Linked DNA regions of Mus musculus: region 2 is linked to region 1. A link is a loop called in an ENCODE intact Hi-C map of the cell type or tissue named here. Cell type or tissue: left cerebral cortex. All regions are shown on one strand.

Evidence for each region. A loop is a pair of places that touch in the nucleus more often than their neighbours do. Peaks named below come from ENCODE experiments on the same cell type or tissue, not always from the same donor. Only the 100,000 strongest peaks of a DNase experiment are listed, where the experiment ranks them.
Region 2: a loop joins it to region 1, with 2.9 times the contacts of the local background. A loop is called at or near these places in 2 of 42 quality-filtered maps.

Annotation. Positions count from the first base shown.
Region 1 is chr16:34,853,931-34,856,430 of GRCm38, reverse strand. All of the region lies in intron 2 of Mylk (myosin, light polypeptide kinase), which reads right to left. Among named protein-coding and RNA genes, the nearest start is that of Mylk, 70 kb to the right of the region's middle. In left cerebral cortex, no CTCF peak of the experiment used is centred here; a DNase peak (open chromatin) is centred at 1,161.
Region 2 is chr16:34,731,298-34,733,797 of GRCm38, reverse strand. No RefSeq gene overlaps it. Among named protein-coding and RNA genes, the nearest start is that of Gm35150, 42 kb to the right of the region's middle. In left cerebral cortex, no CTCF peak of the experiment used is centred here; no DNase peak of the experiment used is centred here.

The DNA.
Region 1 (2,500 bases):
AAGGGTTCACAAAAGATGGGTCATGCAAGAAGGGAGTCACGGGTTATCTTCTTGTATTCAGAGCAGGGCAGGATCAGAGCCATGAGAGCTCATGACATCCTAGGGAAATTAGGGTGGAGAAGAGAGAGCAGTATGACAGCCAGACCTCAGTGCCTGGGTCTGGCCAGGCTTCTTGGCCCCTCTGGGCTGTTATTCCTTCCTATCATAGAAGAGAAAATTACTCTTTATGTATCCAGGGTTTCTTCTGTCTCTAAAGCATGGTTTTAACTGGTGACCCACTTAGTTCTTGGAGGAAGCTCTTTCCTCTCACCTCCATTTTCCTTTAGGCCCAACCCACAGCCTGGCTACCCTCTAATTCCTCATATGGGAAAAGCAAGTGACTGTCGGAGGAATGCTCATGAATGCAAAGAGGCTGCCCTCACTTTTCACCATAATGAGTTTTTGGACCCAGCCCCAAAGAGGGTCATTTTGAGGAGGAATCATATTTTTGCCACAGTAACCACATTTAATTGGAGGTTGTGTTCTTGAACAGGAGCCCAGTATCAAATAAATCAGGGGCATAACCAACAACTGTCATAAAAATAAAGATATTGCAGGCTCATAATCCCTATAATAATTTTAAATAGTAAGACTGTGTTCCTGCTCCATAAAATGTCCTTAAAAAACCGTTATGGCCTCAAAAGGCCTTTAAAGAAAATGGGGCTCCTGAGAGTGCGGCTGGTGGGGGAGGAAAGAGCTGCTGCTGGGCACTGCTACCTGCCTCGTGTCACAGCTCAAACCTGATATAATCTTGGAAGTCAGTCAGTAACTGAAGAGGACCATGCTCTAGGACATCAGACTCTTAGGTCTCTCCTAACACGTCGGGGGCTCTCAACCTATTCCTCATTGCTTAGGGCAGACCTTCCCACCCAGTGCGGTGGCAATATTTCTTACTGCACAGACCCTCCCAGACTCTAAGCCACACATCTGCCTTCTCTGAACTTCATGCAAAGCAAAAAAAGGGGGGGGGCGTGGGGGATGATTTTGCAAAGATGATGAGGCTCTGTGGGTCTTCTGATCCTGGCAGGGCCTGGCCCTGTGCATACAGTGGGAGCCCTTACAGCTGCAGGGCACAGCTGCAGCAGTCTGACTGTCAGCCAGGACTAGGCAAGACGAAAGAACTGAGGTTTTGCCCAATCTGGGATGGAGGAAGCCCAAAAGGAGAGGAGCCAGGATTGCACATTGGCCAAAGGGAAACAGACCGCCCGGCAGGATGCTAGGGGCCACGAAGATGCACACAGAAAGGAAAAACAAACAAACAAACAAACAAAAAAACAAATAAGTAAAGATGGAGTCATGAGCCAGGCTCACTAGGGTTATCAGTAGGCAGTGACTGATGGATGCTGGAGAAGACTGAGGCCAGAGGACGAGCCACACGGAGAGTCTTTTCCATGGGAATTTTCGTCATGTTCAAAACAGAACATGTTTTCCAATATGGCTTCTTTTCTGCCTGTGGCTCTGTGCTCTGAGCTCCTCATTCTCTTACAAAGACATCTCTATCTCCACTCCTTTATTATTTTGACAAATCAAGGTCTCACCTAATTGCCAAGATGGCCCTCGAACTCAACTCTGTAGCCTAAGAAGGCCTTGAACTTGTACTCTTCCTGGCCCAGACTCCCAAGTAACTAGGATTATATGTCTGTGCCACCAGGTCTAAGAACCCATGTTTCTAACACATGAAGTATGCTGTGGTCAGAGACTAGAACAGAGCTGGTGATAACTGGAGAATAGGGCATAAAGCTGGGCATGATGATCCATGCCTATAATTCCAGCACTGAGGCAGGAGGCTCACAACTTGGGTACCAGGTGAGATCCTGGCTTAGAAACAAAAGTTTTTTTTAATAATACATATATAATATAATAACAAATAAAGGCAATGGCGTTGCAGAATTGGTGGAAGAAGACTCTGTTCTTGGTGGGAGTCCTGGGTTCTCCATCTGAGGATAAGCTCCCAGGTAACAAAGCATCACCTCCCCACAAATCAGACCAGATTCTGTGAGTCCAACCTTGTGGGTGTATTAGGAGGGTGAGGAGTGAAGGGTGAAGGGCAAGGCATGACCAAGCTTCAGGGCCCAAGTCTGTGTCAGCAGCTGGCATCCACCCCACGTCAGGCAGGAGCTTAATTAGGGCTGAGGATAATCCCCTTGCAGTCCAAAGCCCCAGATGAACCGGGAATGTATCAGGAAGAGATCACAGCTGCTGACAACAGCAATTAGGACGCGTTCCACTGGGGATTCTTCCATCCCCACCCAACCAGGATGGAAGCCTTTCCGTGAACACCATCAGAAGGCAATGCTCCTTTATCTGCATCCACGGATGCCGAGTAGATCTCCAGGGACACGTGTTTCAAGTCCCGGTACTCTGCCACTTTCATGTCCTGGATTTTTTTTTTTTTTGTCTTGTGAGCCAGGACACAGGCATTCCCGCACCTCTGAGCCCACAAGTCTAAGGACTCCTTTCT
Region 2 (2,500 bases), 120 kb after region 1:
GAGAATAGTCATAGACATACAAACATACACCATATACAAATACACACCTAAAAATGTATGAAGAAAGAGTAAATGTGTACGTACCAAACTGTTAAAATATTAAAACTACTACAAAACTGAATTGAAATCAACATGATATTAGTAAGAACATAAAACGTATTCATGGTACAGAGTGAACAAATGAGAGTTGTGTGGTTATTGGAGATGTTTGTCAGCCGAAGTGACAGTTCAATGGGAAAATGATAAATTACTCTGAAAACACTTTCAGATACAACTGGCCACCCATCTGAAAGGAAATAAAATAAAATTTAAAATCAAGTATGGAGCAGGATGGGGGTGTGTGACTATAATCTCAAAAAATAAAATGATTAAAAATTAATACAAGTACATTAAAAGTTTAAATAAAAACAGGTTTGAAACATAAAGAACAATGCCTAGGTTACATGCATAACCTATAGTTTAGGGAAACTTTTTTTTTTTACTAATAACTAAGGAACTTATAAAAGGCAGGCATGTTTGACAACTGGGGCCTCTATATCGGCCCTCCCAAAGAGTCTAGGGCCATTGCGAAAAAGCAGGGAGGGAGAAGACTGTAAACACCAGAGGCCAGGAAGGATTGGAGAGAAACTATGTCATCTGACACAGGACTCCTGTGAGCTCAGAGGAGTTGGGGTTGTCTGTGCAAGACTTGCACAAATCAAGTCAGTCGACCCTCTAACATGGAGTGGGAAGGGTTTATGAGCCCCAAACCCTAACTGAGGAGCTATGGACAGTCAATAGCATCTGGGGGAACTCCTAGTGGATATATGCATTAGTATATGGGCAGCACAAATTGGAGTTAATGAGTTATTAAAAAAAAGAGGGCATTGGGGAGTGGGTAGGTAGATGGGGATGGATTGGAAGGTGTTAGAGGAGGGGTGGAAGAAGAATATAATAGAAAATAATTGTATGAAATTCTCAAGAAATTAGTAAAAATGTATTTTCAAAAGCCAGGCATGTTTAACCCTATACAAGTAATTCTCGTAGGCGGGGTTATAGTAAAGATTTCTGCAAACATAGTTAATAGTAATATGTCTGAGTATCTCCTACCTGGCTTGCTATGACACAAAGAATCCTTTTCCACAAAGAATCCTTTCAAGGCAATGAACAACAATTAATAGAACACTGAGCAGGTAATAAAAATAGTTCACTAACAGTAACAAAGGATGTACAAACATGAGCTTGCTGAACTTCTATGGAGATCAGAGAACTAACAATGAAAGTAACAAAAGCATCACTTGGTGTCTCACAGAGGCCACCACTAGCAGCTTCCACAGAGCTAATGGACAACACGAGAATTTTTATAAGTCATAAGTGTAATGGGCTGAAACACAGCAAATAAGCTTAATCCATAACTTCATACTCCTACGAAACAGAGGGTCTAATAGAATCACTTTGAATCTATAGGTTAATTTGAAGAGTAAATATATTGAGTTATGTATACATCATCTTAATGTATTGAGACCTGTAATCAACTAATATTGTATAATGCTCCATTTATTTATCATATAATGATCTTTATGTCATATAAAGAGCTTGTTAAAATTTTATGGGATTTAGTGAGTCTAGTGATTAAATGATCACTAGCTTAGGCAGACAGCAACACGGAGTGGGAGAGCATAGGTCAATGTCTACCCAGTGAGACATTTTGTCAAGTGTGTGCTTATCGACTAGCCTTGATTTCCTGTCTCAAACACTCTATTTCCCTGCACTAAGACAGCTAGTGTGACCCACAGGAGAGTGAGGGGAAGAGAGAAAGACAGCAGCTGAGGAAGGGCAAAGAAAAGGTGGCAGAGAAAGAGGAAAACAAAAAATAATTTATTTTCTTTATTATTGATAATAATAATATTAATAATAAGGTTATTTTTCTCCATTCATTGAATGCCTGGGTTTGAAAAATTATTTTTCCTTTACCAGTTTCTCTCTGCCAAAACCAAAACTGCCACCCTGAAAGAGGGTCTATTCTGTTTGATTTGGAGCAGCTGGCTTTAAGATATTTGTTTTTCATCTCTTCTTCTCTGGACCTGAAGTTCACAGCCAAGTGCAGAATCTGAAAAGGACGGTGGGGTAAAACTACATGCTTGGCTGTGTGCTCCCTACTAAACAGCTGACCATATTCCTCATTACAAATGTGAGCATGTCTGCTGCTTCAAAGAGGGCCAAGTTCTGGGTAGTCTGTGGTACTTCTTCATGGCTCCATTGGAATCTCCATGAGACAAAGGTATAAGACAGTACTGGAGTCTGGAAACTGAGAGGACTCACACTGAAAGCCAGAGCCAATGGGAGAAGAATATGAATTTTTAATAATGACGTGATGAAATTGGCCAAGTAACAGGCAGAAATCTCATTTTACTAGTCACAAGTTAGAAGATTTTAAGAACAGTATGTCTTCATAAAGCAAAGGAAAACCTGAGGAGTTTGGCACACAAAGACACACACACACACACACACACACACACAC